Regions from separate parts of the Mus musculus genome. Here region 2 is linked to region 1. Evidence: chromatin loops called from intact Hi-C (ENCODE). Cell type or tissue: left cerebral cortex. All regions are shown on one strand. Links, peaks and the distances in the headings refer to the core of each region. The heading gives the core; the rest is flanking DNA.

The links. Peaks named below come from ENCODE experiments on the same cell type or tissue, not always from the same donor. Only the 100,000 strongest peaks of a DNase experiment are listed, where the experiment ranks them.
Region 2: a loop joins it to region 1, with 2.5 times the contacts of the local background. A loop is called at or near these places in 3 of 42 quality-filtered maps.

What each region holds. Positions count from the first base shown.
Region 1 is chr13:97,765,996-97,782,603 of GRCm38, forward strand. No RefSeq gene overlaps it. Among named protein-coding and RNA genes, the nearest start is that of Rps18-ps4, 23 kb to the left of the region's middle. In left cerebral cortex, for the core only: no CTCF peak of the experiment used is centred there; DNase peaks (open chromatin) are centred at 9,232, 10,888 and 13,038; H3K27ac peaks cover 1,266 bases.
Region 2 is chr13:97,908,230-97,924,837 of GRCm38, forward strand. All of the region lies in intron 35 of Arhgef28 (Rho guanine nucleotide exchange factor (GEF) 28), which reads right to left. Among named protein-coding and RNA genes, the nearest start is that of Gm34388, 23 kb to the left of the region's middle. In left cerebral cortex, for the core only: no CTCF peak of the experiment used is centred there; DNase peaks (open chromatin) are centred at 9,599, 10,105 and 11,673; H3K27ac peaks cover 1,891 bases.

The sequences.
Region 1 (16,608 bases), core at 5,092-13,091:
AGCTATGTTATTTATATCATGGTTATAAATTGGTAAGCTCTGTTATGAAATGGCATATTTCTGCTTGCAGTTTTGCTGCAACTGTTTTCTCAGATAACGATGGATTTTCATGATTATTTGGGTACATGTTTCAACCTCCTTTCTGCTTATGACAGATAAACAGTTTACTTAAGTAAGGGGTTTTGTTTTGTTTTGGAATGTCTCTATCATATAAGAATTTGGTCCATGCCATTATTTGATCTCATGATCTGGTTCTACCTAGGGCAGTATCTTAAACAACACAAAACTTGAGGCAATCGAACCAACTGCTATTTTGTATTTACAAAAGACTCCCAGAAATAATATTTTAAAACCCAGTGAATTATACAGCTCCCAACACAAAGAGACTTAGTTGTCATAATTAATTGTTATAATTAATTCTGCAGTACAATTTTGTTTGCAAGGGTCATCTCTTTTAGCAGTTGTATGAACAGCTAACGTACTTACAGGAGATGGGGGCATCTTGTGATCCTCCTGAGAGGGCCCATGACAAACAAGCTAGAAGAATCAAGGGACTGACAACGGAATGAAGAATTTGTACTTGGGAACTTCACAGGTCATGAGGTCTATACTTTTTATGTATAGAACACAAAGCAGACAGGAAGAAGGCCAAGGTTTTCTGGGAGTGTTGTCTTCTACAATTTTCTTCAATATGAACCACACCCTCAAAGCCTAGAGGGCCAGGGAGATGACATGAATGATGGCCATCCCTGAGGAGGTGACTGTGCAAACTAGAGAGAACAGGTTCCCTGAAGAGGTAGCCTGCACTCAGCTCCTGCTAGGGCCAACATGCAAGAGTTGGGTCTTGGAATCAGCTAGATTTTCCACTTGTTCAGAAAAGGTAGGAATCATAAATCGTCAAAGTGCTACACCTGAGTTTTAAACCCTAGAAGATAATCAAAAACCACTGTGCTCTTTAAGCCAAGAAACCCCACGGGTGGAGTCGATTCAGCCCACAGGCCTCCAACTGGCAGCTTCCACCTTCACAGGCCCTTGCAATTCTCTTGACACCCACACTTACCACTCTTTATGTTCCATTGTTACAATAAATCCATATATAGTGAAAAAATGATTTGTCTTGTTACCATGGTAGCTTCCTTCTTCTTAATAATGAGCAAAATGCTCTGTATTTAGACAATGCTAGGAGCTGAGAATAGCTCCGTGGTTAAGAATGACTACTGCTCTTGTCAAGGGCCCTGATTAGGTCCTCACATCCATGTTGTGTAGCTCGTGATGGCATGTAACTGCAACTCCAGGGGATCCAAAAACCTTTCTCTGGACTCTGTAGGCACATCTCTCTCTCTCTCTTTCTCTCTGTATCTCTTTCTGTCTCTCTCTGTCTCTCTCTGTTTCTGTCTGTCTCTCTGTTTCTCTGTGTCTCTCTCTTTGTCTCTCTGTATCTCTTTCTGTCTGTCTCTGTCTGTCTCTGTCTCTGTCTCTGTCTCTGTCTCTCTCTCTCTCTCTCTCTCTCTCTCACACACACACACACACACACACTATAAGAATAAAACAGTAGCTAGGGTAGGGCTTTGTGAGTTAAACGATATAACCAGTAATTGCATTTTTTTAAGGAAGTAAGCTATTCTGCTTTAATTCTATCCAGCATAGATCAGTTTTAGAAACATTTCTGGATCAATATAATCAGACAATTTAGCTGGATGGTAGTGGTGGCACATGCTTTTATTCCCAGCACTGGGAGTCAGAGGCAGGAGTATCTCCGAGTTTGAAAATGGCCTGGTCTACAGAGTGGGTTCCAGGACATCCGGGGCTACTCAGATACACAGAGAAACCCTGTCTGGAAATATGAGAGAGAGAGAGAGAGAGAGAGAGAGAGAGAGAGAGAGAGAGAGACAGAGAGAGACAGAGAGAGACAGAGAGAGACAGAGAGAGACAGAGAGAGACAGAGAGAGACAGAGAGAGAGGAGAGAGAGAGAGAATGAGACAACTTATCTTTAAACATCTTCCCTTTAATTTAAATCCAGTGCACATCTAAAGAAAATACAGTATGTCGTTTCTGGTTCATTTACATTAAATCATTAAGATTTTGTTTTATGGACTCCTTTTGATGTCTGAAATGCATTTGGAATGTATTCAAAAGCATTTTAATCTTCTTCCTCTGTAGTCATATTTTGACCAACATAAACAAGTTCAAACACCAGAGGACTCTATTTCTAGGCTACAGCCCAAAACTTGCAGCCCATGAATTCTACACAGGACATAAATGAATTAATTCTTCTCTCCCTAATTACTACTATCTCCCATTGATTCTATCCCAGAGAGATGATGAAATCAACTCATCAGGCCCAGAATTCCCGTCTTTATAATCATAAGTCACAGAATCTGTCCATTTTAAGTAAGAATGCTGAACTGAGGCTGGATCCTTGGATTGTTAAAATAGCACGGATTCGGTCTTAGAGCTCCTGCAAGCTCCTGCAAGCTGTTGCTGAGAGCGCACACTTAATGAAGGCGGAGAAGATGATGTGCCAGATGGGAAAGGAATATATATTTATGAGATGCTTCTTCATGAAGGGAAGATACATGCCACTTTCTGTTCACATTCAAACAGACAAAATAGGTCTTCGGTGAGAGATAGGGCTCTCCCCACATTACCGAGCTGTCACTTAAAATACAGTTTTGATTAATATCACTTGTACGTTGAATACTGACTTGGTTTCTTCCCTTCCAGCAGGAAATGCAGATCCACTGGGGATACAGGCAAAGAACACATGTAAACCCTTGGGAATGGGCCCTGATGAAATGACCCAACTCATGATTATTCCTCACTACTTCCTGACATCTATTCCTCAAATCCCCAAACTAACAGTTCTCTGAATTTATGGTTCATGAAAATGTTCAAGGGGTTTTCAGATCCCCTCTCCTGGCTCCCCAGAAAGTGCGGAAGGGAGGGATTTCAAAGATGTGCACCAGCGGGTCAGCCAAGGTTCACTCCTTGAGATCTTGCAGATATTTATTAGGAGTTCATGGGGGTGGGGGGCGCTCATTTCTCTAGACATGGATGGATTTTCCAAAACAAAAAAACTGCAGGTACTTTTAAGTCTGTGGCTAGACTGAGCTAAGCTCCTCTCTGGTGATAGGATTATTCAAATGTAGAGTGTCTAGTTTACACAGCAGACAGGGAGTACAATAGGATAGGAAGTGGGGAGTGGGCCAGCAAGGTTTATAAGGAAAGGACTCTCCCAGGCTGGGGAGGCAACAGTTATATGACTCCATCATCTCCATGAGGCAGGCTCTGATGACTTACATGAAGCTATGGGAGAGTGGCTCTCTGAAGCTCATCTGGACACGCAGTGGGGGGAGGAGGCAGGTCATCCTCTTGTAAAAGGATGTGCACATTGATACCTTAGACTCTTTTTGGGGGGTGGGGTGGGGAGTTGACTTTAATGGGGTTGACTATGTTTATAAAGACTCAGCCAGAGCCTTGGCGAATGCCTTCTGCAATGATGTAGACAAATCACTCTGATAGGGACTTGGCTTTCCAGGGCATCCTCGTGGTTTGTTCTTCTATTTGTCTTCTCATACACTGCACAAACTCACCTTATACTATAGTGGTGGAGGTAGGGAAATGCATAGTTTTTTGTTTGTTTGTTTGTTTGTTTTTGATTTGCAGACTCACTTGGATGTGGCAATCAAAGATATGTGCTTCTTGGAGAATTTAAATTTTTTACAAGAAACTAAATGTGATGTGTATCCCCTAGATTTCCTCACTATGATCCTTATAGAAGCAAGCTTTAGGTTAACAGTGGACCATATAAGTGACAGTGGTCTCGGTGATGGTGTTGGAAACCGATTACCACACAGTGATGCTGCAGTCATCTGGGATCATTGAACAGTGAGTTGCTCACATGTTTGTAGAAATGCTGATGTAGATGAGTTTATTGAGCTGCCAGTCATGGAAAATATAACATCAGCGATTTTGTTCAGTGCCTAACACTGGATAATAGGAAGTGGCTGCCACTGGCGTAAGTATTTACTACTGTGTACTTGTGTTGCCATTTTGAAGTATACACTTCTGTTTATGAGTAAGTCAACCATAAAATAGTATGCTCAGGCTGGTGAGATAGCTCAGAGGGTAAAGGGCTTGCTCTGTAAGCCAAGCAGCCTGAATTTGGACCCTGGAACCCACATAAAAATGGCAGGAGAAACTTGACTCCACAGGTTTCTATCACAGGCTACCATGGCACATGTGCCTAAACATTGTGCATATATACACAATAATAAAAATGTTGAAATTGTGCCTCATAATGACCACAACAGCTTCACTAGTCTCTTATGTTCTCTTGCTTTTCCCTTGTACCACGGAGACATTCTAAGTGATGGGCTCATAGCATCTAAGCTTCATGGAATCACTTCATGATATTCCCATAAACACAAACTAACCTAAGGATATATTGACCAACTTCCTGTTACCTATTCATTCATAACTATACCCTGTTTTTTATTCCTATCTGATAGCACACCTACTGTTGAGCACGAATCTCACATGTTAGTTTTGGGGACTTCTAGAAGCATCCAGGCCCATGTAACTACCTCCCAGAACATGACATGAAACTCCCCTTGGTGAATTCCCAATCAATAACCAGCCTCTGCAAACGATAATGTTGATTCTAACTTCTGTGACCGTAGAGTATTGATTCCCTTATCTGCATATAATCTTACAGGACAAACTTCATTTTTATTGGTTTCCTAAATCAGCATTCTGTCTTTGGGAATTAAGGATGTTGTCTGATGGGGAAGAAGTTAACGTTTTAAAACTGCTGTCTAGTATTTGTCGTATAAATATGCTAGACCATATTTATTCTTTGTAGCACTGATGAATATTTGTTTTTCCCAGTTTCTGAGTATAATAAACCAAACTCCTGTGGACATTAGTAAAGTCTGTTGGATATAAGTCCTCACTTCTCTTGAGCATATATCTAGGCAAACAATATGTACATTTAGCTATGTCGCTAAGTAGGTTTCCAAGGTGATTACACCATTGCACACTGACACCAGCACTGTGGAATTGTGTCACTTTCTTCAATCTCGTCAACGCTTGGTACTGTCCATTCATCCCTTATAAACTTACACATTCTGGGGAATTGGAAGTGTTACATCGCTGTAACTTTCATCCATATTGACTAATGACTAATAATGCGGAATACTTCTCATGGAGTGACTGCCTTCTGTATCGCCACATTCACTGTTGTGCTTCTTCAGCTCTCTCTCTCTCTCTCTCTCTCTCTCTCGCTCTCTCTCTCTCTCTCTCTCTCTGTCTCTTTCAACTCAATTAATATCCTTGTCTTATACTTATTGCTATTTTCTTTCATGGTCCCTTTTACCTTTTGATTTTTAAAAATTATTGCTTGTCCCAAGACCATGAAGAGAGTCTCTTTCATGTTTTTGTTCAGAATACATAATTTATTTCTCATTTGAAGTTATTATCCATTCTGGTTTAATATTTAGGTACAGTGTAAGGTAGAAGTCTAAGTTATTTTCTTCCACATAAGTATCTAAGTATACTGACATGATATAAAAATAAGCCATCCTTTTCTTATTAGACTATACCTTTGTCATAAATCAGCTATTCTTGTGAAAGTATCCTTGAATGCTTCTGTTTCTAGAAACATCTCTAGAAAAAAATATTTGATGTCTAGTTTTTGTCTTTCAACATCAGCTCTTATAACCCAAACTGGTAACAGGTTTTTTGCTAGCCAATATCTTTCACATTTGTTAGAGACAGACTTTGTCAAAAGCAGAAGAAAAAGCCTTTGAGACTTGAAAGTAATTTGGGTCCTGTGCTAACCCAGAACCTTAGTTAGGCTTTCTGTTGCTATGGTAAGGACCAAGTCCAAAAGATTTACTTCACCTACAGCTCACAGAACACCACGAAGGAAAACCAGACAGGAACTCAAGACAGGAACTTAGAGGCAGGAACAGAAGCAGAAGCAATGGAAGACATCTTCTTCCTGGCTTGCTCCTCCTAGCTTTCTTAGCCTTCCATCTTATACACCCTAAAACCACATGTCTAGAGATGACATTATCCACAGTTGGAGGGGCCCTCCCACATCAATTATGAAAAACATGCCTCACAGGCTTGCCCACAGGCCAGCCTGACAGGAGGTGTTTCCGAGATTGAGATTCTCTTTACCCAGATGTGTCTAGGTTCCATCAAGTTGACAAAAACAAACCGGCACACTTGGAATTGGGGAGAAGATAAGGGGAGACAGTGGCTAATCTACTGCCTCTGGTGGGTGGAAGGAAGGATGGAAAAGTTACCTGGGCTGTGTCTATCTGAAGACTGAGATACTGGACAGAATCATCGTGTGTGTGTGTGTGTGTGTGTGTGTGTGTGTGTGTGTGTGTGTGTGTATGAGAGAGAGAGAGAGAGAGAGAGAGAGAGAGAGAGAGAGAGAGAGAGATTGCAACATGACCCACAAGAGAGTGAGAGGTTTGCTCCTAGATTGTTATTCTAGGAAATATGACCTCCATCAATGCTGAAGACCAATATAAGGAAGGAAAAAAATACTAAACCGTTTTCTGAACAACCTGACGGATTTAAGGGGGTCAAATCCATTATTTAATGTTAAAGCAGCCAATGTGTAATATCTGTAAGTCAAAAAATTAAGGGGTCATAAGGATGGAGCTCTCAAAGGAGAGAAGATAGAAGACAAAAATAGAAAGGAATTAATGGGACAAGTGGAATTAAATTGGGATGGGGTTTGGGAAGGCAGAATAGAGAAAGGAATACCAGAGGAATAAATAACACTAAAGACCTTTAAAAAAAAAGTCATCTAGAAACCTACTGTAGAAATACACACACACACACACACACACACACACACACACACACACACACACACACAGAGAGAGAGAGAGAGAGAGAGAGAGAGAGAGAGAGAAGACTTAGAATGGAATTACTCTGCAATGAGATGACACTGCCCTTATTGGAAACCACGGGCTAAAAATAAAAGCCCAGTGCCAGAAATAGGTAACCGCTTTTGGAGTTGTTGGTCAGTGGAGTTCCATAGATCTCCACACATTACAGGCTATTGCCAATTTTACTGATTACCCCCCAGAATGTGATGGTAAGACCCTAATGTTGAGGCCATCACATATCTCAGTCACAGACTACGGAGAGATTAAGCTGGTACAGTCTTGGAAATCTTCTCCCTACTGGCTTTCAGGGTGCAGGATGGTGCTGTACACATGGACAGAAGAGAAAAGTTACTGTCATTCTCACTCAGATGCGGACCCTGTGAGGTACAACAGTGACTGGCCTGGTAAGACGTACCAGCTGATACAGTAGTGGCATGACCACCACGAGAGCAATCAACCATTTTCTGATTGGATTTAAGTCTTGATCTATAAGATAAAACCCATGCCTGATACCATTATCAGTTCAAGGACCTGTGGCTACACAGGTCATATGCCCTGAGCAAGAACCTACTACTATCATTATGCTAAATGACTCCTTGTTATATTCATATATTAATTCATTTTTTAACCCTCTGAAGAGCTTCTATTTGAAATAAAAAGAAGTTAACGTAGAGACCCGCACCTGATCAAGGTGCAGAGAATAAGGGACTGTGAAACATTTAGACCTAAATGAGAAAACTTGATCATGCCTCCTGTTCCCCAGGGCTTAGAGATCATTATGGAAGAGGAGACATGAAGACTGTAAAAGCCAAAGGCAGTAGACAGACATAAGGAAACAATGTTGTCCGGATAGAGCAGGGCAGCTATACATACAAACTCACAGTGGCTATAATATCTTGCCCTCATCTGTGCAAGCTCAAGCCTGTCCAATACCGCCATGGAGAGAGGAGTCGAAGATCAAATTCTTCCCCTAGCTGAGGATCTATTGGCCATGGAGAGCTGCTGGGAGAAAGAAAGAGTCAGTTTTCTTTATAGATGTAGCTCCTGATAAGTCACCCACACTCCAGTGGAAGGCCATACATCCAAGAATATACAGACAGCACAGATTGGACTTGGTTGGTATTTAAGAAAGAAAAAACAAATGATACAAAGTTGGGCAGTAGAGAATAGGAATGGGTCCGAGAGGACCCGGGAGATAAGTGGCTAGGATCAGAGAACATTTTATGAATTCCCAAATAACTGATTTACAAACTTTTGTCATGTCATGTATCCATTGTACAGGGTACCATGATTTATAAAGATGCCTTCAGGTTTCACATACAGATGCATTGCACTCAGAGCACATAAAGTAGCAACATGTGTGCCTTGTATGAAGAACCCAGCTCTTGGGGGAATGGCCTTAAATCAGCTTCCCTCTACAGCTTCGCTATTGACAGCTAGTTCTTCACACCTGATTTCATCCCTCTCCTTCTAGTGCCAAGGCAACTTTCAACAAATATCGATTGAACAACCTATTCAAAGTCCAAATCACCGTGGAACAATAGAAAAAAGAACAGAGCAGAATCTGACAAAGTTTTGATTCTACTTCTAAAAACTCTGAGATCTTGGGCTGATTATTAAAGCTTAGTTGTTAAATATAGCAAAAAAAAAACAAAAATCTCAGCTTCGTCTATGGCACATGCTCTAATGAAAGTGAAATTAATGGTTGATGTTACAATTACATAACAAATGGCTACTAGGTTAAAGATACATCTTAGAAATGATAGACTTTTAGTTTTACTATAAATGTTATGAAATGAATCATCAGTAAGAAAAGCTACAATAACTACAATTGCATAGGTCAAGCACACTACTAAAATAGTCGTGTAAGATTAGTATTTACTTTTAATAAATGAAGTAATTGAGACTTAGGGAAATTAAGTCTTTTGCTCAATATCATATAGCTCATCAGATGGTGGGAGTAGGATTCAAAGCCAGATTGCCTGGGTGTGGAGTCTGCTCTCCCCCGGGACAGCTCAGTCTCTGCTAATGTGTATCATTGAACTGGAAGACAAAGAGTCAGGGAGAATCAGCTGTCAGTCCACATTCTCTCTCTTGACACTGGTGTGGAAAGACACCATGAAGAAAGAATTACGAGCAACAGCAGCGGCTGCAACCTCCTTTTTCGGGATAAATAGATCAGAGAAGTAAATTGTATCCTGGACAAGCCTAGAAAGCACAGAATGTGCCTAAAGACTTCCACTGACTGCTCAGGCCCAGCCAGAACAATGCCAAGTCTAAGCCAGGCTGGGAACAAACTCCAAAGCAGATATTGCAGCAGCTGTGCTCGGTGACGTCATCAGCATGCTTGGTGCCCAGCTGCATGGAGCCGTGCTGGCTGGAGATGCTGCATCACCAGTAGTGAACGCCCAACTCCTGCTCCCCTGGGATGCTGGGAATGCCGGAGCAATGGCCACTGACTTCATTCCAAAATGGCATCTGGCTCTGGAATCCCTGCCTAACCCCATCTCAACACAAAGACAAAGTCATTCCTTCATCTCTCTCTCTCTCTCTCTCTCTCTCTCTCTCTCTCTCTCTCTCTCTCTCTCCTTTTCCTGAAGCTACTATAATTTTCTGCAATGGTTCTGCTTTGTTAGATTCTCTCTGTTTAAAAACAGTAAGAGGGGAGCTGGTGGGATCATTCAATGGGTGATGGAACTTGCCACCAATCCTGATGACTAGAGTTTGTTCCCCAGGGCTCACATGGTGGAAGGAGAGAACTGACTGCCACAAGTTGCCCATTTGCCTCCATGACAGTGCCATAGCACAGTGCACCCACACACAAACATGTACAAATCATACATACATGCATTCACACGTACATGCATTCATAATATGTGCATTCATACATACATGCATTCATATGTATATGCATCTTTTGAAGCAATGAGAAAAAGGGAGATGCTCTCATCTCAGTTCCAGGAAGTAAACAAGTTTCTAAATCCTCTCTCTTCTTTGAAAATTATTTAGCATGTTTCCTACAGACTAGCAAAATGTCGCCATTTCCCAAGTAGGCAACACCTGACCTGGAGCTGGTTGGGGGAGAAGAGGGAAGAGTGAATCTGTCTTCAGACACAGAGCTGTGGATAAAGACGGATGCCTGCTAGGTGTGATCTGGACTGCCACACACCGAGCGTTCAGCAGAGACCAAGGCTGGCGATGCAGATTGGAAGACACATGAAACCACAGGGTAAAGTCAAACTGTAAAGATTAAATCATAACTGCTGCAGCAAAGAACAAGGAGCAGTCTTGGTGACCCGTCACCATCGTCCTGAACGTCCTCATACTCCAAGAAGATCTTGGTTCCACCCCTGGATGGGGAAAGAACCCCCTCAAAGACTCAAAGACTTCCATTCCAAGAATTCTACTAGACTCTCAGCTGATTTTCTGTAGCGCTCTTGAAACCCTGTCAAAATAAAGGTTTGTGAAATTGTTGTAAACTTGGAATTATGAGCTTCCTAGAGAAATGTATAGAGACACAGCAGTGTTTGGTGTATTATGTCTCTTGGAACTGTAAGTAATAAGCACAACTGAGTCACTTTTCAACATTTTCAACTTTCAAAATGTATTCCACCTTTCTAACGGAAAACGTAAACTTTAAATCGTCACAATATTGCTCTGCGCACTTGAGTTTCCTCTCTCCGTGCTCCTAAACAGAAGTCTAAGCAACACGAGTCCTCCCAGCTGCTGATGTCCTGGTGGTACCGGTCCACCCCTTGAAGAGTAGAAGCTGAATAGGGAAGCTAACAGGTGTTGCAATAAAGCTTCCAATAACCTGAGGCCCAAGGAGCCAGCTATGGTACCCTCATCTGAAGATGGCTCAGAGGGAGGGAGTGTTTTTCTTTCTAATTACAAGACACTGTGAAGCTGTCAGGGTGCCAATGGTGACAGAGAGCACTGGTGGCCATTGTTGAATAGCTGAAACCTTGGCCAGGCAGAAAGCCATTGGAAAGGGTCCAGGTCAAAACAAGAATGTGGCTGAGGGAGACGCCAACTCTGTGGGAGACTGCAGCTGCAAGTGGCAAAGGCCAAGGTGGGGTGGCTGGGGTCAGGGCTGTGGGAAACAGACACCCCAGGAGTCTGCGTGTGGGTAGCAGAGGCAGTCACAGATGCGAGGGTGCCACTCTTCTGAAAATCCCCTATGTATTTGAGGAGCATGAAGTACCTGAGGTGAGGTTTCAGACTATGGGCAGTAATTGTGGTATCATTTCATTTGAGTCCAAAAACTGGTGTGCTGAGGGTATCTGAGATATAAATAAAACCCATGGATTACAGAGTGGTTAAAAAGCAGCTGTTTGCTTACTTTATATGCGCTTATATACATGTGTGTATGTGGAAATATAAACAGCATGGCCCAACAGAGTACATTTGCAATTAATTTTAAATTACTAAGTACTAATGAATGATTTTAAGATGCTTGCACACAATTTGTTCTCAAGCATTTTCATATTTGAACTCCCCCCCCCAATCTTATTTACATTGCTCCTTTGCTTAGCAAATATTGTCTAGCTAATGTCATGTTTGTAAGTGCTCCCGGCTTGGGCAACTGCAGAGGCTGGAACCCTGCTCCCACGTAAACACAGACACCTGGAGTCCAGAAGAACAGGGTCAGGCAGCTTCATGGAGGTCAGTTTCTTAGAAGGGACAGGATGTCCACTGTCTTAATTGGAGTTCTCAAAAGAAACAGAATCAGCTGGGAACTCTAAACACGCATAAACACACACATGTACATGCACACATTCATATATGTATAGTCTACTCACTATGTCAGAGAGAGACAGAGACAGAAAGAAAGAAATTTCCCAAGATCAATGTCATCCAAGGCCTTACATCTCCTCAGTAGAGAATTACTAGTTTAGATAATCGCTACTCAGGCGACAGAAGTAGCTTCTGGATGCCTGGCACCACCTCTAGGCCAGCCTAGACATTCTGAATAGTAATCTGTGTTCTACCAGGGTCCCCATGTGACTTGTTGACATACCAGGCTCTGAGGACATTTGACTCTGATGGCCTGCTTAACCACAATACTGTTAAACTTCTATCATGAACAAAACACTATATAGTCCACTCTGGGGGACAACTGAGAAATAAAATAGACAGAATTCTGGGTCTCACTGGTACTCTCAAGTCTATGCTTATTCAGCTAAGCTAAATGATGTATTATTGTGTGACTGTTCCCACACACATACATGCTACTAAATAATATGTGGTCAAAAGTATCCTTATTTACATGTTTGCATGTTCATAACATAATCTTTGCAAGTGAAAAAGCACATTCCAAAATGGTGTATACTAGATAAGGTAATCTGTTTGGCAGACACAAAATAATTGAAACGGTGTGCGTGTAAGTAGTATCTGCATATATAAGCCAGAAAAATTTTAGAATCTCTCAGGAAAGGGGATTATGGGTAATCTTTATCTTTTCTCTTAAAAGATTTTCATCCAATCTTTTACAATAAGCACATGCTATTTTAATAATTAGAAAAGGCAAGAATCTTTTTTTTTCTTTTGCAAAAGATGACCTTACCGGCTGTATCTGTTCCTCTTCATCGTCTGTTCTTGCAATAAGGAGATCCAAGGTTCGTAAACCATGTCTACACAATTCCTCATCTGGCTAAAATTCATGTGTTCCCTTGTCTGGAGGCAGGATCAGGACTAAAGGCAGATGTGATTCAAGTACCTGTGTTAGAGGCCTTTATAGCCTCTGAGGCTGGGGGCTGAGGGGAAGACAGAACACCAAGTCTATGGTCAGATTCAGCTCCAGCTGAGGAAGCAGACAGCAGACCATGACTCAACTATCCCATATCCGCTTCCTCCCAGCCAGATGGCTGGGCTGCAGTTCCCAGACATCTCCATGGCGCAGTTCGATCCTAGGACTGATGAAATGTTAGCAGAGGTGATGGGGGAGGCTCCTCCCTACTTGCCTCCCACTGTTCCCACTCTCCTCCCTATGGTGTCCATAGGGCCCTGGAGACAGATAACAGAGCCACAGGAAGGAAGCCCCTGAGCTCTGCCTCACATGAGTTAGAGCAGGCTGCCTTTTGGGAACATATTTTGGGTGAGATATAAGCAAGAAACACTAGATCGTGATCACACTTGAGCCATGAAAACTTGGGTGTGGGAAGCTGTTGGTTACAGAACATTTGCACCGGGTTTTGAGCAAAGTACTGCTGGTGTGCCAAGATAAGAGAAGCAGAAGAGAATTCATTGCAGTGTATCAGAGGCTGGGTAGGGTTGCTCTTAAGGAAGATGAGTTTGACCAATGGAACTGAACTACGGTTAGCTTTATTCTCATATCCAAGCATTTGGGAACACTTACCAAAGGGGATCTGCATGGTGGCAGTCAAACATTTGATACAAATAGGTGGTTTCCTTTCATAGCCTTATGTATCAGTTAATTTCTTACTTGCTGTGGTAAAACAAATGCCTGACAAAGCAATTTAGGGATGGAATGGTTTATTTGGGTTCACAATTTGAAGATCCAGGTCACTGGGTCAGGAAAGTTGTGGAGACTTTGAAGAGCATGAGGCAGTTTGTCACTGTGTGTCTGCAGTCTAGAAGCAGGGAGAGACGAATGGCAATACCCACCTTGCTATCTCCTTTGTACTTGGCCTGGGGTCTCAGACCACAGAATGGTGTCCCACATAGCCTTGGTGAGTCCTTCCACCTACAAACACAAAGTATGTCCACAGCACAGCCTGGTTTCCTAGGTAATTCTAGATCTTATCAAATTGACGGTATTAACCAGCAGACTAGGAGGCAAGATGCATGAGACATGATTATCTTAACCAGTGAAGAATGAACTCAGAACAATTCTTCTCCAGCAAGCTGGACTGCAGCAGGACTCCAAGATCCCAGTCACTCAAAACAGCAACCCTGTCGGATTAGTGGCAGTTGTGTGTAAAGGCCATCATGTCGTCCCATTAGAGTGCCTGGAGTTTCTTGCTTGCTTGAACATAACTGCTCTTCTGCTCAAAATTACATTAAGATGAAACTTGGCACTGGATTTGTCAGCCAGATGTGAAATTTTATTGTCAAACAAATAAGCCAAAAGAAAGAGTGAAAAATGTTTCATGGATCCCCAGTTGTTGTGATGGGGTGTTTGTTCACTGAAAAATTGAGCTAGGAGATTAAAGCTTCAACTTAAATTATAAAATTTTGCAAACAGTTACTATTTTTAAAATATGACCGTATGTATATATTCAAGAGGCTTTGAAATAATAGCTACTAACAAAAGAAAAGGACCACGCACGTTAATAAACTATTTGGGTGGGCCTGAGAATATTCTCTTTCCTTCTCACTACACTGAAGCCTTGATGCTGAATAACAAACCCCGACCTACAAATAATGTCTCTCTTTGTCATGAATTTATTTCAGACTCTTTTCCTAGGCAAGCAAGAGGCACAATCTGGAAGATATCTTAACAACCAACACTTCCTGTTGGATGTCAGAAATGACTGTTACTGTAAAAAAAAAAAAAAAAAAAGTGGTCGCTTCTCTGCTAACACTTTGAATAAAGGCATGTTTGACCAACCCGAGGCACGGTGTTCCCAGGGATGAACCAGGGAATCGAGGAATTTGGAGACAAAGACTACCTGGTCAGGGTCAGAGAAACTGCAGGCTGTCCAACACCTTCAGTAAGTTAGTATCATAGAAGGGAGGAGCAGGGTAGGCATGGACAATGTCATAGACACAAGAAGGATGACAATGAGAAAAGTCTGGCAAGCTATCAAAAGGCACAGAGCATGAGTGAAGTACCGATCCCTTCTGGAACACGAGCAAGCATGGTGCTATTGAGGCAGCCTGACTCCTCCAGGGGGCCAATCCATGCCCAATGCAGACAGACCACCAGGGGAGCAGGGACCACCCCTGGAGGACCCCTAAGCTGGTGGGTAACTCTGGAGCCCAGAGGTAGCACTCTCTGTGGCCATAGCTCCTTTTATTGCCTGAGGGACACAATGATATTTATACCTCATTCAAGGAGTCTGTGGGGCTTAATAAGTTCAAGTGCATAGGCACCAAGAAGCTTGGAGAAAAGACTAGAATTATATTATTCCTGGCTGCGAGTGTTCCCTTTAAAATGTCTCCTAATTACAGTACCACCCTTGTAGATGCAGGCCACAGCGAGGTCCCAGGCTGTATTGTAAACGTATTCCCACCTAATAAACTTCTTTTCTTGGCATTTTTCTCCCTGAAGCTTGCTCTTTTATCCCGCAGCTTTCTCAACCCAGGCCTGCCCACTTCAGGAGATGTCTCCAAGGGTTGAAACTGAATGAAGACCAGTGAAACTGTAGGTCTAATCCCTCTGTGTCACAATTAGAGGTGGAGCCTCAGGAGACTGATGTCCCACATGTTCAGCTGCTAAGGGAACTCACTGGGCTACCTGCTTGGCTCTGAGGCTCAGCCACTTTGTAGTTTATCTGACTCGTTCAAGATGTCAAGATACCACTCTTTGTTCTTCTTTCTCTTTCTTGTCTGTCTCTCTGTCTCTATCTCTCTCTCTCTCCCTCTCACACACACATGCACACAGACATTCACACTCAAATATACACTCAGACTCAGTCACACACACAGACACATCCACACTATACACATACTCACACAAATACACTCACTGACACACATATATACACACACACACATTTACACTCATACACACAGACACATTCACACACACACATACTCTCACATATGCGCACCCACATGCTCGCACGTGCACTCACACACAAACACTCACACACATACACACACTCACACACACACTCATACACACATGCATGCATACACCACACACTCACACTGTGAGTTAAGCTTCCTCAGTTGTAAGCAGCCTGAGTGTGTTTACCGCTCCTATCCTTAGTCTCACTATTGGCTAGAGCTCATCCACTTGAAAACTCAAGACCTCTTCTTGTCATCAAAATGTTAGTGCTTAGTTATTTTAAGATGAAATGCCTCGGTGACTCATAGTGGAAAGGAATTTCATGTTCCAGGTGCTCTGCTACCTGAGCATACGTGAGAGTGTCTGCACCCATTCAGGCTTCATCTCGAAAATTTTTGGAGTGGGGGTGGGTGGGTGAGTGGGAGGGAGAGACAGACAAAGAGAGAGAGACAGAGAGTAAGAACATTCACCTATCGTGAAGGAGCTCTACCATAAGACTTAGATAGTTTTAGGAGCAGGCTGAGCCATTGACTCTGGGACCACTCCCCTGAGCTTATCACAGAAACCCAGCCCCCCTGATGATCTCCTCCGGACTGGATGCTTGGGGATAACTGACAGCTACCCTCCCTGTCTTCCCGGAAGACATTCCTGAGAGCTGCCGCAGAGCGCTCTCCTGAAGAAGTTTGTGTGTTCTTGTGCTGGAGGTGGAGAAGGGGAGTGGTGGCTTTGTTTTAGGCAAGATACTCAGAAGAGCGTGTATATGGAAGCAAAACCAAAGGTCTGGGGGTTTTCACATTAACCGTATCTCATTTGTGGTTGCTGGTTAATCTGGGAAAGCATGGAGCATGCAAATTTTCAATACGTATAGAAAAATGCCAGGGGGAGGGGGTGCCTGCCTGCGATCCTGCAGAAAAGGGTCCCTGGAGTAGGCTGTGCTGGTAGTTTTGCTGAACTGGTGAGTACTGGATTCAGCAAAAGACCCCTACTTCAAAAAA
Region 2 (16,608 bases), core at 5,144-13,143, 140 kb after region 1:
AGAAGGAGGAGGAGGAGGAGGAGAAGGGGGGAGGAGGGAGAGGATGAGGAAGGGGAGGAGGAGGAAGAGGAGGAGGAAAAGGAGGAAGAGGAGGAGGAGGGGGAAGGAGAGGAGGAGGGGGAGGGAGAGGAGGAGGAAGAAGAAGGAGGAAGAAGGAGGAAGAAGGAGGAAGAAGGAGGAAGAAGGAGGAGGAGGAGAAGAGGAAGAAGAGGAAGAAGAAGAAGAAGAAGAAGAAGAAGAAGAAGAAGAAGAAGAAGAAGAAGAAGAAGAAGAAGAAGAAGAAGAAGACCATTTCCCAGAACAGAAGGAAACATATCTCTGAGTGAAAAGGGCCCAATGAATAACTCATAAAAATTATTTTAGCAAATGATCTTACAGACAGCTATCATAAAATTTATACAAGCAAGGACAAGATGGTTCTATAAAATCTACACAAGATGGTTCTAAAAGCCTCTAGAGCTAAGCAGGCCACAGAGGAAAAATCAAGAGCCAGACAGGTCAAAATTCTCAGCAGGAGTCAGAGGACACAGAAAAACAAATCCTTCCAAATCCAACAAGCTGTGATCCTGGGCGAACTGTTAAAAGCTAAGCGTCACAGTGGCAAAATAAATGAGATAAAATATTTCAATTTATTAGAAAATTTATTTTCACTACATCTTTTCTTAGGAAATACATCCATCCAGCAAGCAGCTCCCCCACCAGCACATATGTATGCATGTAACACACATACACACACATGCACAACATTCTCACATGTACACAAAATCACATATACACAACATGCATATACGCATGCACAGGCACACACACACACACACATACACATGCCTGTTATTAAGGCATATATTAGAGAGAAGGAAGTTGGGTGCTGAGCGCACAGGTTTCCACACAGGACATAAACTATGAAGGGACACGCACAGGGCTAGAGAGAACACAAGGCCATACTGGAGCAGAAGGACAAAGAAGCCATCACTCAAAATTTAAGACAGATAGGCAGACAGACAGACAGAGTGAAAGAAAAGAAAGAAGAGGGAGGGAGAAAGAGAATGGTCTCTTTCTGATCTTAAAAGTGTCTGCATATAACTGTAAAAAGATTTTCTTTGAAAGCTATTTCTCTGAGAAACTGTAGTGAGTCAGTTTGAAAGGAATTCCTAAGAGTGGATCTTTAGGAATTCTAGAACATAGGAGTTAAAAAGCAGCAATGGCATAAACACTGAAGTCTCAGGAGGTAGAACGTGAAAAGCTACTGACCATGCAAGGGTACCATCTCTCAGTGATGATCAAACATGGAAAGAACATCCCCCCAGTGTTATTTATGTGTTATGCCTGCAGAACCACAGTATCCTAATGATGCTAAGCCCTGAAGAGGACCAGACGTACCAGGAGTCGAAGGCACCAGTAGCAATGGTTCACTACACAGCCTTAGAAAACAAACCAAAACAAACCAAAAACAGTCCTGCAAAGCTAAGGACCCCTTTCCACTCCTGAATGTTATATTCTAAATAAATTCTCATTCATGTGCACAAGGCCTGAGTGCTTACTGGTCATAATTTGTAATGGAAAAGCATAAGAACTATGCAGCTTCCTCTTGCATAAGGCAAGGAATGCACTGGCCTTCATAGGTTGGAAGAGTATGTATCACACACATGCATAAATGCATACACTGAAGCAGAAAAGCCGGCTATAGAAAGACCTGTATGTAATAGTCACACAAACAGGTTCGAAAACATTGTAAGGAATCCTAACTATGGAACTGATTCTGAAATGTTTACTTACAAGAATAAAAAAAAAAAAAATGTGTTTGACATATGGGATATGGATGCACATCCCTGCCTAGGGAAGAGAGTGAAAACAGCATGTAGAGATGATATTCACAATAGCTCGGGTGTTAGTCAGCTCTGAAGAAGAAACTGAGAGTCACAGGAGGACAAACAGCCTTCTTTGTAAGTCACCATTCCCTGGGAAGAAAACGCAGCGACCTGAAGCAAACGTGGCCAACCGGTGCTAAGCGCTCACCGCGTGGCTAGCCTTTCCATTCTCTACATTTCCGGTCCTCATGACTAAACCTTCTATAGTAATGAATGCATTAAACACACAGGAAGGAACCTGCTGTTGCAAAGTAGTGTTTACCTCAGTAGCTTATTTTTAATAACTGGAAAAACGCACACATGATATTTGTGAAACTACTGGAAAATTAATCGTACAGCTGTCACACATTGATATGGAATTCCTGTCAATTTTTTTCCCCTAGGTGTGGTGATGGTGTTAAAAAAAACATTGACATCAGAGATTCCTTTAGGGGAAGATCGTGTGGTGAATATCTGAAATATAAAGGCCTGTGATGCTGTATTTTAATTGTTCAAGCTATATGAAGCAATTCTAGATTAGATTTTGTAACTGGTGTTTATATTTGGTTTTCAGAAGTTACTCTGAGGTATGAATGTGCATCTTAAAGACACTATGTTAAACTTATTTAATCCACACTTAAAGCATTTGTTATAAATTGAAAATAGTTCTACGGTATATTTTATTTGCAGCAATCATATGTGCAAATAACCATCACTAGGCGAATAAAATAAAATGTATTTTTTTAAAGTGCCTTATCTAGTAGAGACATTTATTGAAATGTTCAGGGCTTAATATATACGTATGGAAATGTTTACAATTTACTTTAAATACAGAATTGACGGAGGTGGGAATCTGAATGAAACATGGCGAGCCGAAATGTGGTGATGGTATGTGAGGAATTCCTACACTCCTCTGTTAATTTTGGGTCTGTTTGAAACCGTTTGTGACATATCCAGGTAGACAAGGGGTGTGTTCATCCTAAATAACACAGAGCAGTCAAACCCTGGCATGACTGGGAGGAGGGAAAGAGAAGTCAAGGATGAAGTACCACACAGCTACAGGCGGTATCCGCATGGTACCGGATCTTTCTGCGGCTCCTGGGAGTTTCTAAGCACAACAACAACAGAGCAGGCGGTCTGGAAACCGCCAGCAGCTTGACACTACCCACGCTGAAAGAGTTACGCTTCTCATTTTGCTGAGAGAAGAATCATTCCTCTGCCAGCTGAATAAGGCAGGAAGTCAACCTAGGAATTTTAATGCTGCGTTTACTGCTTGCTGGTTCAGTAGAGGGGAAAGCAGCTGCTAAAACTCTCCAGCATCCCAGACTTGGCCTTTCCCTTTAATCCAGAAGAAGGCAAGCAATTTAGTCAAACACACCCATGCTAATTAGTTCTACCTGCTACTTCGTAATTATGCTATTACCAGATTTTTAAAAATGAAATCCAATTCTTTGTTTTCAGTGCCTATGAATGAGGGTTTTCCCCTCTTGATTAATTACAAAATGACGGATGTTGAAGAATTTGCAGGCCCATCCTTTTTTGAAAAATTGGCTTTCTATTGTGCAATATAGGGTTTTGTTTTGTTTTTTGCTCCATAGTTTTTAATGAGAAACATTAACTTGGTAATTCTCATTTGTTTAAAATGACATTTGCTAAGAAGCCAAATCCTGAAGTATCACTTCTAATTACAGCCTTGAGTTTATGTCTCTCAAAAAGATTATAATTTAAAAAGCACGGTGTAATTGTAATACACAGCAAGTGTGTATGGTTTGAACAAGGTCTCATACCTTGGTTCTCTCCAAGCTTGTTATCATAGCAAAGATTACTACATTTTTAAACATTAAAATGAAAATACTTTAGGAATTACATAATTACAAAAGTAGGAAGTTTATAGGAAAGAGGGAAACATTAAGATTTTTTTTTCTTTTAAATGATTGAAACAGCAATCAAAAGCAAGCCAGGTGTTGTGGGGCATACCTGTAATCCCAACACTGTGGGGAACGAAGCAGAACTACTGTGAAGTTAAAGATTAAACTTCACATGGGGATGAGGGAAGAAAGAGAGAGAGAGAATATGAATATGAATGAAAATGATTATCTCTTTGGAAACATCTCTCTCAAGAGAGCTGACTTAAGGCTGTCTTGTAAATAAGCACAGAAAATGGAGCTATGTACCTGTTGATATTTGTATTTCCTGACCTGTGACCCCAGACCAGAGCTGAAGGAAAGCCACCTAGCAGCCTTTGCTTATCTAGGTGATAAAGATGACCAAGGTTGTCTAGTAAGTTCCTCTTTTGACACAGATCTGTTTCTTTGACAAACAATTCTATTCAAGAAACAACACCCATCTGGCCAGATGATTTTACTCCTTATTAGTGAAAGACAAGAGCAGAAGTCATGTTTGGTAGCCTCGGGTACTCCCTTCAGTCATGTTTGGTAGCCTCGGGTACTCCCTTCAGTCATGTTTGGTAGCCTCGGGTACTCCCTTCAGTCATGTTTGGTAGTCTCGGGTACTCCCTTCAGTCATGTTTGGTAGCCTCGGGTACTCCCTTCAGGACTGACATTCCCTGCTGCTGTGCTGAAGACCTTCAAGCTTGTGGCCATGGAGTTGCCGGTCCCCTTGTAGAATAACAAGGCAGAAATGCAGCTAAGTTCAATAGGTGGGCCATCCTGCTCAGTGGCTAATGAACACCACTCTGATGCATAGCATCAAAAACTCTCTAGAACAGAATAGGTTCCTGATGTGGTGGCCAGGACAGGTTTCGGGGGAGAAGAAGGCGTCTGAACTGAACCTCAAATGTTCACCATGGTGTCAACAGCCTTTCATGGAAGGTCAGTCCAGTGAAGTGTACAGTCATTGTAACAGGGCAACGCTAGATGTCACGAGCAAAGGTGTCCTGTTTGTATGAAGTGTGGGGGACTAAAGAGGAAGAGAGGGTCTGCAATAGAAGAGAAGGGAAGTTTTAACTTCAAAAGATTTTGTAAGGCTTGGCGACTCCTAGTGATCAAGTCTCCTTTACAGTTCCACATCAACTGCATTGCTAGCTTCTCTTCCCCTACCACCCTGACACACAAGAGGCTCACTCAAAAGCAGAGTGAGAACAGGGGGAGCTGTGTTCCCCCATTCTTTGCCTGACCTTAGTGAACCTGCATAAGTCAGAGCATCCCTGCCCCACTTAATGAACAAAGCATTTGTTTGTGGTCAGAGGGTATTTCAGAATGAAGTCGAATTTGAGTATCTCATTCATTTATCTTTCTATAAACATTGAGTCCCTACTGTGTGCCCTTCACTGGGATGAGCAACACTGAATCCCTACTGTGTGTCAGTCACTGGGCTGAGCAACAATGAGTCCCTACTGTGTACCCTTCTCTGGTCTGGGCAACACTAAGTTCCAACTGTGTGCCAGTCACTTGGCTAGGCTACACTGAGTCCCTACTGTGTGCCCTTACTGGGCTGGGCATTAGGAAGCAATGTGAAATTGATCTGTGCTTAGTACCCAAGAGACTTAACAGTGACAAGGTTACTTTCAAAACCTCCCCATGCTTTCTTTATGTTAACCAGGCACCTACCCCAACAGTTATTCCACTCTTGGGCACTTATTTGAGAGATATAAAAACACAATTTACAAAATACATAAAAACTAGAGGCAGGCCAGGTATAGTCATCAACAGATTGCTCTGTAAAACAAAGAAACCTGTCACAGGCCCATGCAGTCACGTGGATACATCTCAAAAATAACATGACCGGCAAAAAACAAGCCAGGCACACAGAAAGCTATGGGCTGACTGATTCCATTACATTCTAGAAAAGCAAAATTAGCCTGTGGTGACGGGAAGCATAGGTGTGGTCTCCGCTGGTCTGAGGCTTGACCGAGAAAGAGCCTAAGTGGGCTCTCCGGGTTGATAGATATGTTTGGTACCTTGCTATTCTTTCTCTAAAACTTGATGGCCAAGTAAACGGCTAAGAATTTTACTAAATGTAATTTATATCTTGACATATTGATATGCTATATAAAGCACCACACTGTCTGGAGGGGAATACAGGGGCAACTTTGTGGAAGGAAACCAAAGTTTCTGTTTGCTTCCACAGAGCCACGTGTGAGGGACTCCTGACCCTAGCTAAGGATGTCTGGAGAGGCCCTTGGAAGAAAATGGCCCAGAGTAACTCTGAAGGAGGAGGAGGGGTGGGATATGAGGTCAAAGTGTAAAGAAGTGAGGATACTCATGACAGAGAAAACTGATGAGCCTTGGGTACCAGTCTGCGGCAGAAAGGAGCCAGAACACCTTGACTGGATAGTAGTTCCTTTATCATCTTTACCATCAGGGAAAAAAGACTGAAATTCTATGAGGCTGCATGACTAAAAGCTGGATCTTGCCTCTAGGATCCACATAACTTCCTGTGCTTCCTCAAGTTGATCAACTTCCACACACAGAAGGCCTTCGTGAGCCAATAAGGCTGAGCCAGCCCTTGACAGCATCCCCAGTATGGAGCCGGGGTGTGCTTATGTATGGGGCTGTTGTAAACAAAACCCTGTCTGAAGTTCATTGTGCCTGGTTTGGGTTGCAAAACACAACCCCTGTACCAAATTAGGCTGAGATATGTCATTTGGATTTCAAGTGTTCCCAAGGGGGTGGGGGGGGGGGACGACTGTATTTGAAGGGTGTGTCACATGCAAGAAATTTGATTTCAACATTCAGTGACATCAGTATTTCCAAAAGATATCTTAAAAAAAAAAAACTGTTCTGCAAGATGCTGTGCTGTGGAGGGAGAGGCTATGGTTAGACAGGCTTGGGAAGTGGCACTTTGGGACGTTAGCAGAGCATGTGAATACAACAGGAGTGTACACACTCTCGTGCCATCCCCTCAACAGCATTTCCCAATATTGTCGTGGGAACTTAAAAAGAGAATCACATAATACCTAAGACCAGACAACCAGTAACATTAGCAAAGATGTAATGGTGTCGCCCCAAATGGGGCACAAGAGTCACTTCCCATCGCCAGAGAGCACTATGGAAGCAGGCCAATGTAACCAGAGACATCTCCTAATGTCTCAGGCCTCTCTCACCACAGAAATAACATCACCAGTGATGTTTACTAAATCCTAGGAATTTTACATGTATTGCCTTATGTAATCCTTACACCACCCACAAAGGAGATGTTATCAGGAGCTTTAGACATCTGAGACGCAACAAATAATTTTAAACACCCGTTTAAAATCCCATAGATAAGTGACTGAGCTGGAATCTGAACCCAGGCCTAAGTCCCAGGCCCTCCACCTTAATCACCATGACACTGTCCCCTCCACTACCCAATACAAATCAAATCCTTTCTCCCACACATTCACTTGCTCATCCACTCCCGTGTTCATCCTTGGGAATCGGTAAGACGCCAATACATGCACATAAGCTCACTACATTGTTTATTCGAGTTGAAACTCGGTTGCAGGCACTGGCAGGGCCTATCAATTTTCTCACCAATCTCTGGATGATGGAGAAAAATCACCTCACCTGCTCTTCTTCTGGGGACATGTTAGGTCTGATTAAGTTTGTCAACATTCTGGCCCAAGGTGGACAGAATCCTTTGTAAGTTTCATCCTGGCCAGGTTGGTTTGGTTTGGTTTGGTTCTGGGTTAGTGCTGATGCAGTCATTTAGCCAAACCCTCTGCAAAACACTTCTGGAATGTGTCTGAACCATGTCACCAAGTTAAACAATGATCTCACTAACAATCTTGAAAATAACTATCCCAGAAGGAGTCTGTCTGTCTGTCTGTCTGTCTGATGAAATCGATGCTTTATGGTGAGCACACTTTGATCTATAATTTAAAAAAGAAATTGAATTTAATCCTGGCCCCATCCTGTCAGTAGGATAATGAGATAGCTACTGGGTCCTTTAAGTTATGGGAAGAGATTGAATCTGGCATATCTATCTATCTATCCATCCTATCTCCTTATCCAAATGTCTACATCTGTCATCTGACACATATAAAGCGGAAATATTTTAATTTTCTGGCAGGAACATTTGTAAAAGATAATCCTTCTATATTTTACCAAGAATCGTAGAAACTACCACAATGCAGTAACTTCTGTAAACTACTTAGAAATTTGTTATGTGTTTGATTGTTATTATTATAGTGTGTGTGTGTACACCTGACGTCAGGAGGGGAGACGCATGCTGCAGCATGCACGTGTGGAGGTCAGAAGACATTTTGTAGAGTTTTTTTCTTTCCTCCCACCTTTCTGTGTGTTCCTTGGGTTGAACAAAACAAATACTTTTACTCACTGAGTCATCTTGTCCACCCCAATTGCCTACTTTTAATGTGAATTTTCCCAGTAGTGTTTGCTCCCAGCTCAGACAATGGAGATTTCAGGTATTTCCTTCCTGTTCATGAAAGTAACCGACTCAAAGCCAGCACAGAACAGAGCAACTCACAAAAGTCAGTCTGCGTTTTCACAGCGCTTTACCTCAGGCTGAGCATCATCTAAGTTTAAAAAACAAAAGCAGGCTGTGGAAATGGCTCAGTAATTAACAGTATCTGGTGCTCTGTCAGAGCTCTGAAGTTTAGTACCTAGGATCTACACTAGGTGACTCCATGGGCCACACACACACACACACACACACACACACACACACACACACACACACGAGTCTTAGTTAAGGGTTTTAATGTTTGGATGAAACACCATGAACATAAGCAAGCAGGGGAGGAGAGTGTTTATCTTGCTTACACTTGAATACCATAGTCCATCATCAAAGGAAATCAGGACGGAAACTCGGACATGTTAAGAGCCACAAGCAAGTACTGGCACAGAAACCATGGAGAGCTGCTGCTTATTGGCTTACTCCTCCTGGCTTGCTTAGCATGCTTTTTCATAGCACACAGGACCACCAGCCCAGGGATGGTCCCGCCCATATTAGACTGGGCCCTCCTACTTCAGTCACCAACCAAGAAAGTACACTACAGGCTTGTTCACAGTCCAATCTTATGGAGGTGTTTTCTCACATATGAGTCCCTCTTCCCAATGACTCTAACATGTGCCAAGCTGATGTAAAACTAACCCCCACAGATATCCCTACACATAAGTAAATGATAAATCTTTAAAAAAGCAAAAACCCAAATACACAAACATAACTCTGTAGGTAGCTGTAATGGTTTGTGTATGTTCAGCCCAGGGAGTGGCAGGATTAGAAGGTGTGGAGTAGGTTTGTCGCTGTGGGTATGGGTTATAAGACTCTCATTCTAGCTGCCTGGAAGGCAGTATTCTGCTAGCAGCCTTCAGATGAAGATGTAGAACTCTCAGCTCCTCCTGCACTGTGCCTGCCTGGATGCTGCCATGTTACCACCTTGATGATAATGGACTGAACCTCTGAACCTGTAAGCCAGCCCCAAGTAAATGTTGTCCTTATAAGGGTTGCCTTGGTCATGGTGTCTGTTCACAGCAGAAAAACAGCTAACTAAGACATTAGCTGAGTGGAGCACTCTACAAAAAGGCTAAATACTCTTTGGAGGATGACCAAACTCTCATGATGGCTGTGGTTTCAGGTCACAGACCTCAGGAGACATCAATAGGCAAGTTCAATTCCTTATACTGTGACCCCCCATTACTACATGCTTGCTAACGGACCATCATTGGATAAAATGATTACCACACTGTCTTCCTTCCCCGCCAGTCTTCAAGTTGATGGCAAGTAGTTTGCATATGTAAAACAAAAACTGCATTATTTTAGGATTCCCGCTGAACAGGAGCATGAAGAAACTAAAAATAGAGGACAGGCTCCATTTGTAATGATCCTGCCAATCTGGACAAACATATATGACTTTTCGGTAGGCATAAATCCATTCCAAGTCAGACATTCAATCCACTCGTTGGAAGTAAACCAGCTTTGAAAACCTTTAGCTTCTATAAAGGGGGGCTGGGGGGGGCTGGTTTTGAATCAGATGGAATAGGTGCCAGGCTTGCATATTCTTGCTGCAAGAATATTCTAAAGACAGAAACATAAGAACATCTATAAAGACCCACTGTATGTATGCCTCAGGGTTTAGGCTCATAGGATTTTAATATTAAATAGATGCATATTTACCATGCTAAAATTAGGAGGAGAGACCCATCCCAGCTAAGCAGTTAACTATAAGCATCCATCTGAACTGACAAGAAGACAGGCTGAAGATGCCGAACACAGGACCCAAAAGCTTCTGGCAAAGCTATCTGCCGTGAAAGCTGCTTGACTTCTCATCTCACGCTACCCCACATCCTGCCATCTGCAAATGTCATGGATTGCCAGGGTAGCAACATGCATACTTTCTAAGACATCCCTAAAACGTGGTTGCTCGCAATTGGGCATGATTGCCCTGAATCCAGGGAAAAAGCACAAAGCCATTTTCCTGCTATGGATTCTCATAACAAGAACTAAGGACAAATCATTCCAGAGTCACTGGAACGGCAAAACTCAGAATCCACAAGAAAGTACTCAGGCTTCCTATTTTATAAAACCACCTCCTCGTTTGGTGTTTTGCATGAAGAGTCTTAAGCACGCAATTCCTGTTGTTTGTTTCTGGTAGATTTATGAGACTCACGGAGGGCAATGCCCTCGATGCAGCAACACACCATTCTTGCATGATTAATTGATGGCAAATCGCTGCACAGGGTGCCAAGATCACTGGTAGGAAGAAGTCATTAAAGAAAATTAAATCTCTGCCAGTGCTTTGCTTGTAAATGTTTCCTCCAAAGCCTTAGAGCACCAGGTTAGGGAAAGCAAATGCAGCCACACCTCCAAGAAAGCGGAGCCTCCTATGTTTCTTCTGCATGATCCCTGGGGTCTGTAATCAAACCAAGCATCTAGCACGCTATGTTTTAGAAAGGAAATCTGGGCAGAGAGTGATGGGGAAAAGGGGGTATTTATATTTGGGGGTTAAAGAAATGGATCAGTGGATAAAGTGCTTGTTGCTCAAGCATGAGAACAAAATTCAGGTCCCCAAGACCCATATAAAAGCCAGGCATAGTGGTATCTCAGTGTTGTGCTTCTTAGTGGGCAATAGGAGGATGCCCAGAGCTTGCTGGTAAGCTAGCCTAGCTGAAATAATGAGATACTTTACAAATATGATGGGGAGTGAGAGAGGAAGACAACAGACTTCAACCTCTGGCCTCTGTATTTGTGCATACATGTGTGTGCATTGTATATATACAGGCATGTAGGCCACATGAACACACATGCACACATACAAAAAGAAAAAAAGAAAAAATGTTGTTTTAGACTTTGAAAAGCTTTACTGTGTAATTGTACAAAGAAAGACTCAGTGTTCTATCTTACATATTGTGAAACTTTTGGGCACCTACAGTTTTTTCTAGGTAAAATCTTCCAACCAAACATTAACATATCAAATTAAATTGAATTAATACTAACTATATATATATGATATTTGACCCATTATCCAAGGAGGGTGATTTATTATGACAAATTAACATCTGCACAGACTTATTTATCATCTTGTCCAAGGTCTGATCACAGTCATTTCCCCTCCTTAGCCAGAATGTGAAATGTGTTTCAGTCTGGCAAAACAGGGGGTATACTTCTACAGATGACAGCACGCTCACTCTGCAGACGGCTCTAATAAGTGTGTGATATTTCAGGCCACATTTTAAGGCTGACAAGCAGAAGGTCGTGCCAGGGAAGTCAGTTCACACTCTAGGAGTGTACTTAGCTAAACAACCCCTAATTGTTTTGCCTGGGGAGAGACACTGGACTGTTAAATAGGATTTAGCAGAAGAAAGGGAGCTTACGACAGTGTTTCACGGATCCTCGGCTAGCCACCCACACTGAATATATTGGTGTTCGCGATATTTTATGTAAAAAAAAAATAATGCTCTGGTGATGAGCTAAGCTGGCTTTGATGGGACAATTCTTACATGGTGAGTTGTTTATGTGTCTTCTCCCTTAAATGGCAGCAGTGGGTTGGTTCCAGGAGGCTCAGCTAACTTAAAGTATTTTATGGAAAACACATTTTAACTTGTTTCCATCTACTACACACGGGCATGTGGCAGTTACATGTATCATGTTCTAAATGAAGAAAAAAAATCACTAATGATGGAAGATGTTCTCTACCATTCTATAGAAATGCTTATACCAAGTTGACACGCAGGGCTGTAGCCAGTTTTGTTTTGTTTTGTTTTGTTTTGTTTTGTTTTGTTTTGTTTTTTAAAGTGAAACATAAATTCAGGAACATATAGTTGAATGTAATTGCCTTATTTGAAAGGAGGAGGAGGAAAGTGGAGGAAGGAGGGAAGAGGGAGAGGAGGGAGGGGAAAGGAGAAGGAAGAAGAAAGAAAAGAGGAGGGGCGAGGGAGAGGAGGAAGGAGGAGGGAGAGAGAAGAAGGGAGGAGGGAGAGGAGAAGGGAGGAAGAAGAGTTTGGGCCTCAGTTCAATTCATAAATATTTACCTGCTATACACTGGACTCTGAGGATGGTGTCTCTGAAAGTGTAGCTAATCAAGGAGACACATGGAGTTTCCCACCCGTGTGACGCCCGTTCTCTAGTGGAGTAGACAAGGATTACTAAAATTATCGCGCGAGTAATTAATTCAAGACGTAAGGATGAAGAGGAGCTGCTTTCTGGTGCACCCAGGCTTGGGTTTTGTGGGTTTGCCTGGGAGGGGGGAATCAGTATTAAGGAGAACTTAAGTCAGAGCTTTTAAACCCAAGGTAAGACGCGGTCCGTATCCATCTCCTTCTGTTGGCTGGCATCTTCTTTTCAGTAAGAGAACCCACTCAAAAAAACCAACGTGATCAGACGTTTGTTCTGGGACTGTGTTTATGGGATGCATCCACTGGGGCTTGGCTAATCTAGACAGTAGGCTTCCATCCGAGACGGAAAGCTTATTCTTATTGTCAGGATGTCCTACATCTTGGTACTCTCATTTGGATCTATCAATGTGGTTGGTTGATGAAACTGTTCCACTCTAGACAGAAACAAAAAGAAACTCAATATTGTGCTTTGGGGCTTCCCCTGGAGGACAAGTCTAATGATACAGTGATACACTACAAAGACTCCTTAGGCCATGAAGTTGGGTATGGGTAAGGAGTTGAAAGTAAAAACAGAAACAAAAACAATCAAACTCCATTGCACGACATCGTGCAATGATCTGTGAGAATACCTGTAAAGTGCCTCTCATGAGCCCGGTATGGACAGTTGTCTCTTTAGCATGTTTCCATCTTCAGGTTTTTAAAAGAAAACAATCTATAGCGTTCCCTCAATCATATCTTAAGCTGCTGGCTTTCCAGTGTGTGTTGGGAGGCATAGTCATGTTATTAGCACATTCTGAATCTCAACCCAAATGGATTATTTTCATAACAATGAAAGGAGAGATGCTAACGTTCCTCAGATGCCCAGGCATGGGCACATCCTAATCTTTTGTATGGATGGGAAAACCAGGACTGTGAGATCACACAGCAGGAGGATCCCAACTCTAACGGCAGGCATTAGAGTCAGGGTCTGAGCTGAAGTCTTTAAACAACCAGGGGCAGGTCAGCAGTGACATGCCCGGTCTGGCACCGTCTCAAAAAAATCATCCAAGAAAAATGTTAAAACACAGGTCAGATATATCCTTCTAATCCTCATCCAAATCATATTTCTTGGTGGAAAAAATCCTTATTTATTGCATGCAGCAAGAAACCGTGACTTGCAAGTATTAACCATGTAAGAAAGGTCGGCTATGGTAACTGTCTTTTGAGCAACACATCCTATCCAAAATATCTTATTTTTGTTAGCTTACAGTTAGATAATGGTCCAGGCAACCCCACAACAGGGCTGGGGGAATGGGAGTTTAGGGGGTAGAGAATGTCTTCAAATTTTAATCCACAAACCTTGGACTCTATCATCTACATTTAACTATTGATTTATGAATACATCTTTTCACTGAAACTGAAAGACAAAGCTGCCTTATTTGAGGAAACGGTGATCTCACAAGGCAGCAAATGAGATCATGAATTCAAATGTAATTTCAATGGCACAAGGTGCCATATAGTATTACATTGTTAATCCATCCAGGTGAATTAGTTGACCCGAAGGTGAATTGATTTGGATAAACATTCTAAGGCTAAAAGGGTTTAATCTTCTTCATCCTTCAACTCAAGCAAAAGGTGGGGGGATGTTTGGAAACCAAATTGAAGTGGGTAAACTGTAGTTCCCTGCCTGATGTTATTTTTAATTTTGTGAATATGTGTGGAGGATATGCACACATGTCAATGCAGGTACACGCAAAGTCCAGAAGAGGGCACTGGATTCCCCCCATCCCCAAGCTGGAGTTACAAGACGTGAACACCAGGCATAGGTACTGGGAACTGAACTGTGATCCTATTCAAGAGCAGTACAAGCTCTCACCTGCTGACCATCTCTTCAGCCTGAAGCTACCTGTTTAATCGGTAGCTTTATATCAGGACACAGATAATTGTATTCTTCACATATTATCTATGGCTGCATTCTTGAGCTACAGGGGCAGCATTTATTATTTGCAATGAAGAGCCGGTGGTTCAAATAACTTAAGTATTTACTGCACGACCCTTTAAGAAAAGTCTTGCAACCTCCCAACCAGGTAGCCATATTCTTCTTAGGCAAAGTTAAAATGCTTCTCAGTTGAACCCATCATATTTTAACTGATTCTAACAAGGGGACCTTGGTGGTTGGGGTGTGAGAGGAGACAGTTCCCAGAATCTGATGCCTTGGGAGGGCAATGGTTCCTTACCAGGGTTGGATCATGGCCCTAACAAGCCACTGTGATTTGTGCAAATAAGCTTTATCTTTCAGGGATATTTAGTACATAAATGGTCATAGACAACTCTTCTTCCAAATCTAACCATTGGTCACTTTGACTTTCCTAGAAATGTCAAATATATGACACAGAGGCCACACATGTATACACATGCATGTGTTTTTGTTTTGTTTTGCTTTCGACATTAAAGGTAAAGATGAGCGAAGACCAAGCTGAGACTCTGTAGCGATTTATACTTAAGCAGATTGTCCAACCCAAGTTGGAACCTGGGGTGCGAGAAAGAACAGCAGCCACAAGGCTGGCTTCCTGCCTCTCATCCACCCACCCACTGGTTATGCCCTCCTGCTGTAAACTAGGCTCTGTGTGCTAAGGCAGGATGGCCCAGGCCCAGTTGGCTTCTGTAGCCAACCTGCCCCCAGAGAACATGCAATCAGGAAGTTGGCATAAGTGCTTCTAGCTCACCAGACTCTACCAACAAATGGCATGTTTCCTTTTCCTTGTACAAAATCTGTAAAAGGCTAAAAGTCAATCGTCTATAAAACTGAGCCTTTGAGCTTACTTCTTTATGTTTCCGTTATGAAGTGGGTTACTAAAAACAAGCAACACTGTGGCTTCTTCAGCATCACCTACAATGGCAGGTTTCAGTAGAAAGACACAACTGCCCACTGGTTTCAGAATTTTTACTTCTTCGAACTCCTATAGATATATCTGCATAATAATTTGCTGCCATAATAAATGTTTCAATGCCTTCATTGTTGTTTCATTTAAACAATCCAAACCACAGACATCTAATATCCACCAATCACAGGAGAAGCTCAAAAATCCCAAAGCCATTTAATGATGGCCTAGCCTGGCAAGCAGAGCTTAAATTTCTTATTTAGGCTGTAGTAGAAAATGAGCTTAAGGACTCCATATTTCCGACCTTAATTTGAGTATACAGTAAATAAGCCCACAGAGTCGAGATTTGCTGCCCTACTTCCTGTGTTATAGTACAGGCTTGATAACACAAAAACTTATGTCTATAAAGGTAGATAGGCCAATTTATCACAATTTAATGTCATATATTTTTTTAACAAAGTTCAACTCACTGCCTTAACTTCCTCCCCACCCCCCCAAAAAAACCCAAAGTAGGTAAATTATAGTTCAACTTGAGTAGGTTAAAACAAAAAGTAAAGCTTCCATGGCATCTAAACTATTGTAGGGAGGAAAGTCATCACCTTCGTCCCTGCTAAGGCTTAATTATGCTCCTTGAGAGTGAACACACAACCCCCTGGTACCTCCATATGTTTGGATGCATGGCCATCAAAGAAGTGTGTTAGTTTAGGCCTTTGTGTAATATAGCTGATGTTCTTATAAGGAGAGTTGCTTAGAACTTGAATAGGCACAGAGGGGAGATTCTGCCAATACACAGGGAGAAGACGATCAATCAGAGAGAGAGAAAGAGAGACTGCCACAGTAATCAAGCCAGCCAGCACCCTCATCTTGGGACTCAGTCTCTAAAACTCTAAGGATGTAAATTTCTGTTGTGGAAGCCACCAGGTCTGAGGTACTTGGCCTGGCAGCCCTTGAAAACTTAAACAACTCTCTTTTCAAACGCACCTCTGTCGCCGAAGCTGACGGAGCCTTAGGCCAGTTTCAGTTTTATGGGAAATGGCGTGAAAGCCTCCGGCATGGCTTCTTTCCACTCAGACTGCCCACATAAGGTGCCAAGTTCTGAATTCTAGAATAGTTATTAAACATTGGAGATGACCAGGTTTTCAACGGTTTGAAGACCAAGAACTACAGCATAGTTTTAAATTTCAAAACACTTATGCTTAGAAAGCCTGTTGCCGAAAAGCCTGATGCGCGTATCTCTCTATTTGTTCAAGTAAAAAGAAAAGAAATTGTCAACAACACATCACCAAGATGAGATTTGCTGAATACAGGGCCCTTAAGTCTCGAAATGTTTTTCTGGGCACCAGGTTCTAATATGTAATGAGAGAAAAATTCCTTTGGAACCAA